Linked DNA regions of Homo sapiens: all the other regions are linked to region 3. A link is a contact called in ENCODE Hi-C or POLR2A ChIA-PET data. All regions are on one chromosome and are shown on one strand. Each heading gives the region's core, a stretch centred on a gene start or an enhancer-like site at or near the end of the contact. The rest is flanking DNA. Distances are from core to core; before and after follow the strand shown. Region 1 has its middle 19 kb from the start of CDH23. Region 2 holds the start of VSIR (V-set immunoregulatory receptor). Region 3 has its middle 24 kb from the start of DDIT4.

Region 1 (4,939 bases), core at 1,305-3,804, 920 kb after region 3:
AGATCTGGCTCAATTTCCAGGTATCTGTGAAAGGAAGGGTTCCAGCTCCAGGTTAAGGGGCACATGCTTGGTCACATGCTGTGGGCTGGAGGGTATAGGGATGGACCTTGAGGGAGTATGGGGTAAAGGACCTTAGGCACTGGGAGCCAGGGAGCTCTCAGGCCAGTGTGCCCCACTATTTCAGGCCAGCAGTGTCCACAAAGTGCACTCGGGATTTTTCCAAAGTGTCCAGCCTATAGCACTCCTCACAACAAAACTGGATCCCTGTATCAAAAGACAAAATGATAAGAAATTTAGCTTAAAGATCTCAAATGGCTTTATTGCAATTATAGAATCTGGCAACACTTCATTCCATAAAATAGAATAAGTGTTCTGATAAGCTGAGCAGAGGGAGTTGGTTTTATAGACAGAGAGGGCTGAAGGAAACAGAAGAGAAGAACAAAGAGCCTATTAGTTGCTTCAGAGCCACTTCCCTCACGAGGTGGGGACAGGGAGACAGAATGATAGAAAAACAACTGATTCATTAGCATCAGGTTACTCAACGCTACTTCTTTCATATAAGGAATAAAGCAGAGGGGATTCACTCTTGTGACCATTGAGATTTGAACTGGCCTGTTTGGGACATTGGCTGTTACCTCTTTTCAGGTAACTACTTAGTTTGGGTTTAGTGCCATGGAACTTTAGCATGGGTGACTCCCTTTGGATTTTTAGCCTGGTCTGCTGGGGCCTAATTCAGAAACTTAGTCCAAAACAATGGCCTCCTACAATTTTCATTTAACGCTTGCCTGCTCTGAGAAGAGGAGGAATGACAAGAGAGCAAAACATGGGCTGGCCCTCTGCCCTCACTGGTAAGGAGCTCACCTTTTGGACTCAGACCTGGATTCAAATTCTTGGGCAAGCCACTTAAATCCTCCAAACCCTAGTTTCCCCGTTGGGGGGCAACATCTCCCTCTCAACTGAGGCATTGTGAGGGTGAAGCAGACAATGAGAGCAAAGCATTTGGCAGAGCATTTGGTCCTCCCTGAAGCCAGCCATCGTCCTCCTCCTCACTGGGCAATGACACCTCCCCTAGTTGTTCTCATCTAAGGTGGTGTTTCTCTAGAAGCTGATCCCAGACAAGGATTAAAGTGCAAGTCGTTTATTAGAAGTGAATTCAGGAAGCTCCAGCTGAAGAATGAGGAAGTGAGACAAGAAAGGGAAGGAGACCAAAAAAAGATGTGTTATCAAGCAGGTTACCATTGTAGACAACGGGAGCTCAAGCCCATAAGGGAGCTCTGGGGAACAGCCTAGCAGAACAGTCGTTCTCAAACTTCAGCACAGACTCACTAGGAGGGCTTGTTAAAACACCAATGACTGGGCCCCAGCCCCTACAATTTTAGATTCAGTAGGTACAGGGTAGTAGTAGGCTAAGAATTTGCATTTCTAACTAGTTCTCAAGTGGTACAGTTTGCTGCTGGTTTGGGACTACACCCTAAGAACCACAAAGTGTCTCAGCATGATCTCACTTGAGGGATGAGGAAGCTAGGGAATTTATCCACCAACTCCCTGTTCATCAGTATTTGGGAGCTGCTTCTGAGGGCATTCACCCTCTGGCACTCAAGTTGACTCAGGCTAAAATCGCTCCTATGGCCAGAAAAGCCCTATTAAGCCTGTTGCTAGGGTCTCAGGTCCTTTGGCTGGGAGACAGGGTGGGAGGAGAACCGCAGAGAAGCTTGCAAGGTAGTTTGACATCTGACTGAAGGATTTCAAGGGAAGCTAAGGGTCAAAGACGGCTTCGTTGAGTCCCTAGCTATGCATTCATATGGTCGTATATTTTTGTAAAATTAGCAAAAATATTTTGTTATGATTTCTTTTTACATTCTAAGTTCATTTTTGTACCTAACTTTATATTTGTAATTTTTTATTCTTTTTTCCAAAAGAGGACCCCCCCCCCCAACATTGTCTAAGCTTCAGACCCCATAAAACCTGGATTGGCCCTGCATGGCCTAGTAGGAACACAGATTTAGGTTTGCTGAACTGAAATGAGTGTCCACGGTTTGACTCATTAAGAACTCAAGCCACCTGAGTTCATGCCCACCCAAGTTCAAATTCCAGCTCTGACACTCCCTAGTTTGAGGTAGTTTGGCCAAGATGCTTAATCTGTCTAAACTCCTATTTTCTCATTTACAACTTGGGACAGCAAAATCAGATGATCAAATTAAGTAATCCTTGCAAAGAGCCAGGCCGACAGTAAGTGCTCAACAAATATGAGTATCTTTTTTATCATTATTTGTTCCCCTGGTTTATTTCTGTTTCTTATCATTTGCCTTGACGATCTTCCTCCAAGACCAGGTAGGAATGAGTGATCTGGGGACAAAACAAAAAGCCGCTTCCAAAATTGGCAGGTCGCCTCTCTCTAGGGCTTTCTTGCCAGTTCTTCCAGCCCTACTGGCTCCGCTCCCTCTACTGGGCGTCCACCTCGTTGCCGGGTAACTACCGACGGCCCCCGCGCGGGCATTGGCTGTGCGGCCCGGCTCCCGGCCTGCCCCGCGGCTCCCGGAAGCCCTCGCGGCCATCTATTTCGTGGCCGGTGGCTGTTTGCCTGCCAGAGGCCAGCGGGGGCGGTCCAGTCCCTGGCTCTAGGAGCTGTTTCTGGCCGAGCTGAGCGCGGCGGGCTCGGCATAGCCATGAGTTGCTGAACTGGGTGGTTTTGCGGACCTGACGATTCGCCATACCCCGCTTGGTGTGTCACTGCCGTGGGCGTCTCCAGGTAGCCTCAGCCCAGGGGATACCTGGAGCGGCAGCTTAGAGCATCTTCCGGGAGCATCCGCCGGCGGCCTGGGCACCTCCCCATCAGCCCCTGCCGTGCCACCCCAGCCTGGGCCTTGAGGCCCGGAGATCTGAGCACTTCGGGACCTATCCCTCAGCCTAACCATCTTGGTTCAGCTCTGTGACACTGGGCCAAGTGACCTTGAGAAAAGACAGGGCCGGGCGCGGTGGCTCACGCCTGTAATCCCAGCACTTTGGGAGGGTGAGGTCTTGAGGTCAGGAGTTCGAGACCAGCCTGGGCAACATGGTGAAACCTCGCCTCTACTAAAAATATAAAAATTAGCCGGGCGTGGTGGCAGGTGCCTGTAATCCCAGCTACTCGGGAGGCTGAGGCAGAGGCAGAGGCAGGAGAATCTCCTGAATCCAGGAGGTGGAGTTTGCAATAAGCTGAGATCACACCACTGCATTCCAGTCTGGGCAACGAAGGGAGACTCCATCTCAAAACAAAACAAAACAAAAAAACACAGAAACAAAAACCCACTTCTAATTGCTGCTACTCAGCATATACATTCAGGGAAACTTGAATCTATGCTCCTGGGTGGCCATCCTCAAGCTTTGGGCTTGAATAAACTCTATAGCTAGTCATATTTTCTATATCTTATTATTTAAGGTTGACAAACTTCAGAAGCTTCTTTGCCCTTCTGGTACTGATAATACCAACAGTGAATAATAAGTGACATTGTTATTGGTTGCTTACTTCCTACCCCTGATAAATGGTCTAATGTTGAAATCTAAGAGGTATAATAGTTATTACATGCATTTAGTAGAATGGGTATAATGAATGAGGAAATAGGCTCAGGGAAGAATTTGATTTGCTCTGACACAGCTCTACAGGGCCAGATTTCCAACCCAGGCTAGTCAAGTCCAGAGCCTGCAATTTTCACTTCAAGTCTTCCTGTGAGGATTGACAAGAGGATGTTCAGTCTTAGCCAGGTGCCTGGCAGCTACTGAGGGCCCAGTGGAGGTTAGTGGGCAAATCATCATAGTAGTTTCAATAAGCAATAGTTCTATCAGTATCAAAGAGTGGCTGTGGTCAGAGCTTTGTAAGAGACACATTGCCGTGTTTACTTAGGACAGGAACAATCTGGAGTTTGTTTCCACCACTCCCTGGAGTTTCAAGTCCTTAAAAATGTTCAAGCTGGTTTGGCTTTGTGTCTTCTATTTCCTGTTTACACTTTGCCCCACCTCTATTTTTGCCCCTTCTTCCCCCTCTTCTAGTTATACCTAACACCACTGCTGACGCTCTTCGCTTCTGAAAAATGGCCAGCTTTCTGCCCTCAATTTAAAGGGATCAATCAGTGGCCCCAGAAGTTCTTATTTTTCTTGGCTAAAATGAAAATGGTGAAAACACCAACCACAAAAGGCAGACTCTTGTTAATGGGGGTCCTAAATGTGAAAGGGAGAACTTACCTGGCCCATGAGTATCTGTTTGGCTTTCAGGGGAGACAGCCGTCTGTGTTCTTCCTAAATGTCAGCTTATACCACTCTGGGGTTTGGGGATTCCTGCCTGATTCTCCATTTCCTTGCCTATGAAATGAATAATATTAGTCACGTCCGAGTACCACCTGCATTTTTTTTAAAGTGCTTCTTAAATTGATTTTTTTAGTTGATTTACTTATATTTACTTTTAAAATCTGTATGTCATTACTTTAATGGAAAACCACTATCACCTGGCGTAAATAGAAAGTAAGAAACCACATAAAGAGATGAAAATTAAAATATTGTTTTCAATTCTAGTGGGCAAAACCTTGATCTCTTTGTTAAAAAGGGAAACTGTTGAGTTTTAGTGAGGTGTTGAAGAATGCAAGCACTAAACTGCAAGTTTCTCCTGTGGGTAATCAGGATTGAACGTACTGAAAAGGGGAGAACTTGGACGTGCTGCAGTTCTGTGTTTAATACTCTGCTTGGTAGCACCTAAAGTCACACAGCACAGTACCAGCACTTCACTCTTTCCACATGTGGAGAAACGGTGGCCGCAGTAGTCCTTGGAGCCTTCAGTGCTCATGTCTAATAACAAGCATTTGCTCTGATTCTCTTAGGGTCGGTGGGGCAGGTGGGATGGGGTGCAAATGGATCTAAGAGCAGGATAATAACAAGAGCTAATATCTGATAGGGTTTTTGCAGTTCACAA
Region 2 (5,008 bases), core at 1,568-4,067, 520 kb after region 3:
TGGCTCTGGAGCTACCACTGGAAGAATGGACAGATGGGCAGGGGATCTGGACCCAAGAAGGCTGTCACTGCCCCTGAGGAGGCAATGATTCCTCTGATATGCAGCTCTGGATCTTGGGGGTGGAGGGCATTGGGTGTTTGCTGAAACGGTTTCCAAAGCAGATAGGGTTGGCAGCCTTGAAAAGGAGCTGCGTGGCCTTGGGCAGGTCACATCCCCTCTCTGGACCTTTTCTGTCTGTTTAATAAAGGACCTGGCTTGATTTCTAAAGTTGTTTCTAGCTCAGGGAGTTTGGGAGGTGAGTTTGGGAATGTGGGAAATGTCAGCATCCCCTCCCCAACAGGGAGGCTGGAATTCAGCCCCTTTCCTGCAATGTGGTGCTCTTGTATTCTTGCCGGCAAGTAAGGGGACTCAGGAAGGCTCAAGGCTGGGCCCCTCACCAGTAGAGAGTACTCACAGCTGCCTCCAGGCCCTGCAGAGCCACAAGATGGACATGGTGGCTTTCCTTGACAGTCATCTTTATTCGAATATTTGGGGCCTTCACCACTATTTTTAATGAAAACAAGCACAAACACATGATGGAGTGTGCAGGCTGCAGGGGCTGGGAGTGGAGAGTTTGAACAGAGTTGGGCCTTGGAGCCCCTCCTGCTCTGAGACCAGGTCTGGGCTTGGGGAGGGAAGGTGGGTTTGACTTCCTCTGGTCTCGGAGGGAGGAGAAAGTCAGTGCTCCAAAGGCCCTCTCAGCTGAGCCCTTCCTGTCCTGCCCTGGTGTTGAGGAAACAGTGCTTGAGGTTTCTGGACCATGGTCCTTGGGCAATGCCTGTGTCTCACCCTGATGCAACCCCAGGAGGCTCAGTGGTGGGCAGTGTGGTAGGGAGAAAGGAAGTGAAAAGGGGGGAGGGAACTGGGCCCAGCTCAGAGGCTCTATCCCCCTGGGGAAGGGGTTGGCAGGGCAATTGCTCCCCTTTCTCTAATTCCAGGCCCTCCCCGGCTGCTAGGCCCTGGGGAAGAGGGAGTCTGGTTTCAAGGGTGTCCTGAGCAAAGCCAGTCCAGGAAGGGTTGAGATGGGGTGGTGCTCTAGGATCTTGCCCTTAAGGGACCCCCCTCACTTGCCAGAGGATGTCAGGGTGAGAAGGGCCCGGTGTCCACCTGATCTCAGTTGGCTTTGTACCTCCCCTGGTGGAAGGGAGCTCATGCTATGCCAGCAGGAAGGGCCCTGGGCTGCCTTCCAAGGTGGGGTCACAAGGCCAGGAGCATGCCCAAGGACCTGGGTTATGTCCTGCCAGCCTCTGGGGCTCCCATCCTGGGGAGTTCACTGGCTCCAGGGGGACTGGGCCTGCACAAGTTCACTTAGTAATAACATGATGCCTCAGCCTTCCTCTGTTGTAGCCTTCCCTGCCCTTAGAGCAAGGGCTAAGGGCCTCCAGAGAGCCCGTGACTTGGATCAGGCCACCCACAAGGCCCCCAGGACTCCTGGCTCCCATTGAGTCCTGATACCCTGGTTCCTGACCCAGTCAGACTCTGAGTGTCCTCTGCCTCTCAGCCTAGGAGTCACCTATTAACCCAAGATCCCTAAAGTGCCAGAAAAACCCCTGGAAGCTTCAGCTAGACTGGGGTAAACTGAGTAAAATGGCTGTGCTCTTCCACTCCTGTGATCCCTGGTCCTGGCCACGATCACCTCTGCTCCTCCATCACACAATCACTCACTCACTCATTGGTTTGTCCATTCAGATAAAAGTGCAGTAAAACCTTCTCCACGCCCAGCTTTGTGCTAGGGTCTCAGAAACATCAGAGAGAGGTTTGTAGTTTCGCTCTGGAGGGCAGAACAGCCGGAAGAAGAACCAACTGCTGGTTATCTCAGGCTGGAGGTGGTAGCTGAAGGGGGTGTGGACAGTAAGGATTTGCCGGGAAAAAGGAAGGGTCAGGACATTTCGTGAAGTGGGAGGACTTGAGCTGAGCCCTGAGGGATGAGAAGAATTAGGAGGGGAGAGACATTCCAGTGGTGCCAGCAGTGCTGGGTGTGGGTGCAAGAGCAGAGGCACTAGAAGTTAGGGTGCATCAGAGTGTCCTGCAGATATCCAGGCACCAGGGAGGGAGGGCGGGTGCACAGCCAGGCGGACAGCTGAGGCCTCTGCCGGAGGGGAGCTTGCAGGATGTGCTGTGGGGCACGCCAACAGGTGTTGCCTGCATATCTGTGTGTGTCCCGGGGTAGGGATGTGCTGATCTTGGCGTGTAGTCCTGCACCTGTTCTGTGTGTGTGTGTGTGTGTGTGTGTGTGTGTGTGTGTGCGCGCGCGCATGCACTCAGGGTGCCTCAGGCTCTGAATCTACAGTTAAACTGGCTCCAGCTTGCCTAGCTCTTCACAATGTCAGATTTCATTCATTCACTCATTTACTCACTCATTCCACAGCTGGGAGTGCCTACCACATACCAAGCCCTGGTCTGGCTGGAGGATGTAGGGTACAAGTCTCTGTCCCCAGATCACTCAAAGGCTGGTGGCTGAGGGCAGATGCAAGCCATGGTAACGTCTATCACGCTGTTAGAGGTAGATCTACTTCTTAGGCTGCGCAGCAATAATAATTTCTCTCCAAAAGGACTGGGGGACGGTAGAACGGGCTTTAAACTGCCGATCAAGTGGAGCTGACTCGCTGGGACGCACGCTGGCTCCCCACCCACGGGGCCGGCCTCCGGGAAGCCCCTCCCACGCGGCCCTCGGAGAGGCAGTTCCCCCACACGGCCCCCCGGGGGCGCTGCGCGAAGGGGGCGGGTGCCTGGAGCACGGCGCTGGGGCCGCCCGCAGCGCTCACTCGCTCGCACTCAGTCGCGGGAGGCTTCCCCGCGCCGGCCGCGTCCCGCCCGCTCCCCGGCACCAGAAGTTCCTCTGCGCGTCCGACGGCGACATGGGCGTCCCCACGGCCCTGGAGGCCGGCAGCTGGCGCTGGGGATCCCTGCTCTTCGCTCTCTTCCTGGCTGCGTCCCTAGGTAAGGTCGGGGGAGGCGGGGCGCTGGGAAAAAGCTGGGAGAAGACAGCAGACTGGAGTGGGAACTGTGGGATGGGGGCGTCCTGGGGGCCCTCTCAGCCTGTGTGACCGTGCACCCCACTCCACCCACCGCCCAGAGGCTGCTGGGACCCCTAGGCAGGGTGCAGTGGCAACTGTGCCAAGTGCCCCAGCTAGGCATCGGGCACATCTGCATGCTCTGACAGCTGCCCAAGTGGCAGGCAGGGCTGTCCCCTGAGGGCTGCCTGTCCAGCCCTTCCCTGCCCAGAGAACCCAGGGCACAGGTAGCTTCTGCAAAGAAGGAGAGGCACAGGGTGGGGGCGGTCAGTGTGTTCTGGTGGATATCACTGGCTTTTGACAGCTGGCATCTTTCTGCCCCTCTAGTCTCAGGGCTCTAGTGTTGCAGAGGACACAGAGGGCGTGGTATGCTCAGCCAGTGCCCCATGCCCTGGTGAAACCCCTGGCTGAGCCTTGGTGGGCACTGGGCACTGGTCACGGTGGGTCCACTTTCAGACACAGAGGCAGCACTGCCCACCTGGTCCCTATTCTAAGGGTCTGATGGCCCAGGAATAAGTGGTCAGCTGATTCCTGCCATCCTAGCAAGGCTGCCACTCAGGGACCAGTGTGGAGTACTGGGGAGGATGTGGGACACTCTTCAGCTCAGCTATGAGCCCCTTCTGGGTCCCTGGATAAATTACGGCATCTCTCTGGCCTCAGTTTCCTCAGCTCAAACACAGAAGCCCACACAGGGAAGCACCATTTTCCCCTTCCAAAGTCCAGACTGTCAGCATGTTCAGATAGTATCCTGGCCCCAACACAGGGGCTCCCGGGCTGGGGGCAGAGGCCCTGGTACCCATGGCCTGGTTGCCTAGTTCTTGCCTGCCCAGAGCTGAAGAGGCTGGATCTCTTCAAAGAGCCTGTGGAACCAAACTTTATAGGGAGGGCCCAGGGAAAGTATGAGTCATGCAGGGACTCGGAGGGAGGCAGGAGGGAGGTGGAGGGCTTGGCACAGGGACCCAGTGGGCAGGATGGAATAGAAGGAGAGGGTGATAGGATAAGAGGGAGAGGAGGAGGCTGAACCTGGAAGATACCTTAGCAACCTGGGTGCCCACAGGCAGCTGGCTATCTCAGCACTTGGAGGCTGGCCTGGGCCTCTGAGGAGGAGGAGGGCTCCACATGTCACAGACACAGCTGCCCTAAGCCCCAGGGTGGATGCTTCTCAAGGTGACAGTCAGAGGGAGGAGGAGAATGGGAGGTGGAATGGACAGTCTCAGCACCAAGGCCATGGCTCATGGCAGGGCATGGCTTCCAGAAGGAACAGAGGATGGTGGCAGGCAGGCAAGCCAGCATCCCACCTGTCATGGGCCACCTGCCCTGCACTGCCCTCCCTGGTGGCCCTGTGAGACCCTTCCTGCTTTCTTGCCCACTTCCTGCCCTCACTTGGCTGGGCTGCCCTCTGTTCAGCAGCCCCAATTTGAGAAACATTTCTAGAGATCCAGGGCACAGGGACCCAGCTTGCAGAGCACCCAGTAGCAGAGAGGCCCCAAGAGGAGCTCAGGACGCCTTCCCCTATATTGCTTATATGGCCAGGGGCCTTTACTCCCAGAGGTCTTGGCTACTCAAACAACATGGTATACTAAAGGGTCATCTCTTCCTGGGCCCAGCACAGGGAGATGATTTAGGCTGGCTGCAGCTTTCCACTGAAAGGAGCCAGAAGCATTTGAATTGCTCTGGGACCTCAGGATTCTGAACTGTGACATGGACACACTATAATAGATATTCACCCAACTCCCTAGGACAGTGTGCACTGAGGGAGATAGCAGATGGGAGGCCTGGTTGCAGGCATGGTCAGCAGGATCTGTAAGTTGAGAAGATTGATCACCAGCCTGCCGAGGTGCTGGGTTGCCCTGGGTATGTTGCCCAAGGTCAAAGCCTTTATGCCAGGGAAAGTGAGATAGAGTGGCCGGGGCCAGCCTGTTCTCCAGCTCTTGGGGTTGGGCCAGCACTGAGGA
Region 3 (4,884 bases), core at 1,553-4,052:
TGGGGTTTCACCACGTTGGCCAGGCTGGTCTCAAATTCCTGATCTCAAGTGATCCGCCTGCCTCAGCCTCCACAAGTGCGGGGATTACAGGCGCACACCACCACGGGCCCAGCTAATTTTTTTTTTTGTATTTTTAGTAGAGGCAGGGTTTCGCCACGTTGGCCACGCCGGTCTCGAACTGCTGACCTCGGGTGATCCACCCACCTCAGCCTCCCAAAGTGCTGGGATTACAGATGTAAGCCACTGTGCCCGGCCTTTTTTTTTTTTTTTTTTTTCAAGACAGAGTCTCACTCCATCAGCCAGGCTGGAGTGCAGTGGCGTGATCTTGGCCCACTGCAACTTCTGCCTAACAGTTGAAGCGATTCTCGTGCCTTGGCCTCCCGAGTAGCTGGGACTACAGGCGTGTGCCACAACACCCGGCTAATTTTTGGATTTTTAGTAGAGATGGGGTTTTACCATATTGGCCAGGCTGGTCTTGAACTCCTGACCTCAAGAGATCCGCCCTCCTCAGCCTCCCAAAGTGCTGGGATTACAGGCGTGAGCCACTGTGAGCCGGACAGTGTTAACTTCTAATCCAATACTTCTCAAAGTGGGGTCCTGAGAAAGGTTCTTGGGGTTCTGTGAATCTGCCAGTTAGAGAAAAGTGTATGTGGGTGCCTGCTGATTCAGAAGGGGGCTGAAAGCACCCAACTGTGGAGCACACAGCCCTGTCTTTGGTATTCACTTTGCAGCCTGGGCCTTGCCTAAAGTTGTAGTCCACACTCCTAGACTTGTTCTTCGGAGCCACTCTCAGGGATGCCTCTAGGCTTTGCAGACAGGTGGCCTCTAGGCCTTTGCTCCCTCTGCCTGGGATGGCGACCGTCCCCTTGCTTGGCTGCCTAGCAAGCACTCTGCATCTTGTGTTGGGGTTGCCTCCGCTGTGAGGCCTTCCCTGACTTCCCTGGGCCGACTCAGGCACCCCTTCTCCTGTGCTCCCCTGTGCTTTGTCCACGTCACCCCTGCAGCATTTCTCACATCATGTGGTCCCTGTAGGGTCTGTCTCCCCATTAGACTGTGGGCTTCTGGAGGCCACGAGCGTGGGGCAACACTGGACTCCCTCCCAGAGTGACTGAGGAGGGAGTTAGACACATCCCCACCCAGGGCCATCAGAGGCCAGGGCAGGGTTCTGACCCCAGCTCACCTGCCTCGTTAAACATGGGGCTCAGTTGCCCCTGACATCCCTGCACCATCAGCAAGGGTGGGCAACGTCAGAACTGCGGGCTGGGGCTTCCCTGGAAGGGCCCCGCTTGGGCCCAATGCCAGGCCCCACGGCCCAAGGGTGAGCTACTTTAGCAGGCAGGCATCAGTTTTCTCATTTATGAAATGGGGACAATGAACCTGGTCACCTTCCTCTTCCTGGGAAGAATACGAGGTTAATGAATGCTGAAGACCGGACATGACTGTACCTAAGGTGGAGTGCAGGCTGCCTGAGGCAGGGGAATGACCCTGGTGATCCTTAGCTCTCTCTTCCTGCGGGACACTGAAGGACAGTGTGAGACCCACAATTCAGCGCACCTGCTCACCTTGGTTCCCCATCCTGCCCTGGGTGGGTCTTGGCTTGGAAACCCTAATCCGCTTACTAAGCACCGACCCCACTCCGTGCCCTGCCCGTGCCATGTCCACTCCACTGCACTGAACTGGGTTTCTTTGTCCGTTTCAGCAGACCCTCCTCATCGTGTCCCTCTTCCAGGCAGCCTTCTCTTATAAATTTTGGGCATGCTGGGACTTGTCTACACTGTTGGCAATTGTCAAGGCTTTAGGTCCGAGTTGTTCCTCAACTTCTGACCCCCACCTCATGCTAACAGGACTGGGGCCACAGCGCGTGACTGCAATGTGGCCAGTCCTGGGAGAGCCGGCCTCGCCCCGCGGGGAAGCGGGCGGCCCCTCCGTTGCCATGGCAGCCGAGAGCACCCCCACGAGGCTCCTCATTGGCCACCAAGTCGAGGTCCCGCCTCCGCCATCAGAAGGGACCAACCAAGGCAGACCGGGTGCGACCCAGTTGAGGGATTAGCGGGTGACGCATCTCTCCCAGTCCCTCATGGAGACCCGCGCGCCCGCGATCCTACGGGCGCAGCCGTGGCCCTGGGTCGGGGTCACGCTCGCTGGGCGCGCCTCGGGCGGGGCTGGGGAGGTGCGGAGCTGGGGGGCGCCGCGGGAGGAGGCCACTCAGGCCGCTGGGGAGGGCCGGGCTGCGGCTGGGAGGTTTCCGAGGACGGTCAGGCGGAGGCGGAGGCCGTGCAGGAGGCGGAGGAGGAAAACTATTAAGGAAGGGGGTGGAAGGGCCCCGCTGGCTGAAGACCGCTGAGCTCAGGCGGTGGTAGGACCCTGGGCACGGAGTTGCATGGAACCCTGTTCGAATCCTGCTCTGCACCCGCTTGCGCTGTGGCCTCGCGCACGCGAGCCTTCCTGCCCGGGGGAGCGGGAAGGAGGGAGGGGAGCGGCGAACATCTACTTTGTGCCGATCCTTTTGCTGAAAACCCTAGTTTTCTCTCCAGGATTCCCTCAAAACGACCCTGAAATAGGTGGATGCTATCCTTAGCCCCATTTTACAGATGAGGAAACAGGTTCAAAGGAGGCTACGTGAGAAAAGCCTCGAGTGAGCTCAGTTCCCAGATGTGAGAATGATGTGGCCGGGTTGGTGGTTATCTGCGGGGGGAAGTAGGAGGTGCCCTGCCCACCCCCACGCTCAGGCATCCTGGCCGGCCCGGAAGGAAGAGTTCGTGCCAAGCCGTGAGACTCGGTGGTTTCCTGCAGCAAATCTGCGTCAGGCTCTCTCTGGGGGGTTAACCGCCGCAAACTGGTAACAGCGTCAGAAAGGGGAAACCGAGCTTTATCTGCGGAGGTCCCTGGGCCAGGGACAGCAGATTAAAGAACATGGAGGCAGGGCGCGGTGGCTCACGTCTTAAACCCAGCACTTTGGGAGGCCGAGGCCGGAGGATCGCTTGAGACCAGGAGTTTGAGACCAGCCTGGGCAAGATAGGGAGACCTCTTCTCTAAAAATAAAAAATAAAGAAGATGGAGCCCGCCCCTCGGGAAGGAGGGAAGGGAGAAAGTGTTTCTAACTCCTTATTGTCCTTTCTCTTCTTTTCTTTTCTTTTTTTGAGATGGAGTTTCGCTCTTGTTTCCCAGGCTGGAGTGCAATGGCGCGATCTCGGCTTACCGCAACCTCCGCCTCCCGGGTTCAAGCAATTCTCCTGCCTCAGCCTCCTGAGTAGCTGGGATTACAGGCATGCGCCACCACACCCGGCTAATTTTGTATTTTTAGTAGAGATGGGGTTTCTCCATGTTGGTCAGGCTGGTCTCAAACTACTGACCTCGTGATCCGCCCGCCTCAGCCTCCCAAAGTCCTGGGATTATAGGCGTGAGCCACCGTGCCTGGATCCTTGTTATTTCAAAACAGGCTGAGGTTCCCTCTGGAAGCCCCATTTAAGAACAGACCCATGGCCGGGCGCGGTGGCTCACGCCTGTAATCCCAGCACTTTAGGAGGCCGAGGCGGGCAGATCACCTGAGGTCCGGAGTTTGAGACCAGCCTGACCAACATGGAAAAAACCCCGTCTCTACTAAAAATACAAAAGTAGCCGGTCATGGTGGCGCATGCCTATAATCCCAGCTACTCAGGAGGCTGAGGCAGAAGAATCGCTTGAACCCAGGAGAAGGCAGAGGTTGCGGTGAGCCGAGATCGCACCATTGCACTCCAGCCTGGGCAACAAGAGCGAAACTCCATCTCAAAAAAAAAAAAAGAAAAAAAAGAAAAGAAAATTCACCATATGAATGTCAGACTCTTAATGATGCAAATGCCAGAAAACCTGACTCAAACTGATTTATGCTAAAAAGGGAATCTACTGGCTCAGGAAACTGAGAACCCCAGGCATGACTCGATCTGGCGACACCACGACGTCATGAAGACTCATTTCCCAGAGTCTTTGTACTTGTTTGTACTTTGCCTTTGCTGTCTTGGGAAGTGTTTGGGCTCCATGAGCACCTGCTGCAGCTGCAGGGGCACATCATCCCAAGTTCCAGTTGAGTAGAAAGAGGCTCTGTCCTTGGGAATTGTGACACATGTCCCGGGTTTCACTGTAACTGGACAGTTGGGGTCATGTGACCACACAGATACCAGGGGCAAGGCAGGAATAACCCTGTGTTGATTGGCAAATCTGTTCACAGGCCCCACACCTGCAGCCTCACCTGCTCCAATGGGCTGAAAAGGAAGGAGGGAAGAGGGTTTCTCCAAAGGAGGAACTGAAGAGATATTGAATGGGTGCCCATTGGTAACACCCCAATGCCAGGGCTTCAGAACCCACCTCCTGACCCCCTCTGCACCTTGTACTACAGGTGCCAGTCAGGGGGAAACGGATTGGAAAGTGAGGGTCTTGCCCTGGGAGAGTGCCCACCCCTTCCTCGCTGGTCCCATGTCAGTCGTCCCAAGTCAGTCCTCATCACATCCAGTGCCCATCCCCCTCCCCACCCCCTCACCCTGGCTCCTGTTGCTCCCTGGAGGGTCCTTGAAGCCCTTCTGGTTGCTGTAGCCCGGGCGACTGCCTGCCATGCCTCCGAAGGCCCTCCATGTTTAGCTGGAGTGATGCAGTATTGGGGGATCCAGTTGCCTCTCGTTTCTCCAGCAGAGGGGAGCTTCCTCAGGGACTGGCACTATGTTCTCCCTTCCTCTGTGTGTGGTCCCTCTCTGGGACCAGGCAGGATTTGTGCAGTGGGCAGCAGGCGTGATTTTGAGGGACCCTAGGAAGGACCTTACCTACCCCTGTATGCCTTACTTTTTAAAATCCCATAATTAGATGGGGTTTCACTCCTTTAATTCCTGTTACGATTCATATGCCTCTGAGAGAGAG

What was found. A loop is a pair of places that touch in the nucleus more often than their neighbours do. ChIA-PET counts read pairs that join two places held with the same protein, here RNA polymerase II (POLR2A). Pooled maps may share reads with other maps.
Region 1: a loop to region 3 is called in a pooled map, with 7 times the contacts of the local background. The contact joins two enhancer-like sites. A Hi-C loop is called at or near these places in 1 of 37 single-sample maps with no recorded cell type and 2 of 50 pooled maps. POLR2A ChIA-PET finds 5 or more read pairs at or near these places in 1 of 52 experiments (activated B cell).
Region 2: a loop to region 3 is called in a pooled map, with 7 times the contacts of the local background. The contact joins the promoter of VSIR here to the enhancer-like site in region 3. A Hi-C loop is called at or near these places in 2 of 37 single-sample maps with no recorded cell type and 8 of 50 pooled maps. POLR2A ChIA-PET finds 5 or more read pairs at or near these places in 4 of 52 experiments (PC-3, activated CD4-positive, alpha-beta T cell and activated T-cell).

What each region holds. Positions count from the first base shown.
Region 1 is chr10:71,375,091-71,380,029 of GRCh38, reverse strand. It overlaps a transcript of SLC29A3 not described here. Among named protein-coding and RNA genes, the nearest start is that of CDH23, 19 kb to the left of the region's middle. RefSeq lists a silencer at 2,438-2,507 and enhancers at 2,638-2,787, 2,843-3,403. Within about 2 kb of position 2,554, at least 32 of the 41 ENCODE cell types and tissues checked have a DNase peak (open chromatin) inside an H3K27ac peak, as active enhancers do.
Region 2 is chr10:71,771,329-71,776,336 of GRCh38, reverse strand. It overlaps VSIR (V-set immunoregulatory receptor), which reads left to right and starts at 2,817. Exons shown (of 7, transcript NM_022153.2): 1 at 2,817-2,979. The coding sequence starts at 2,898. The region is part of intron 38 of CDH23 (cadherin related 23); the gene reads right to left. RefSeq lists silencers at 2,588-2,917, 2,938-3,017.
Region 3 is chr10:72,295,254-72,300,137 of GRCh38, reverse strand. No RefSeq gene overlaps it. Among named protein-coding and RNA genes, the nearest start is that of DDIT4, 24 kb to the right of the region's middle. RefSeq lists enhancers at 1,659-1,748, 1,361-2,017, 2,669-2,968, 3,973-4,267 and a silencer at 2,039-2,308. Within about 2 kb of position 2,802, at least 39 of the 41 ENCODE cell types and tissues checked have a DNase peak (open chromatin) inside an H3K27ac peak, as active enhancers do; they include PC-3, where a contact is called at or near this core.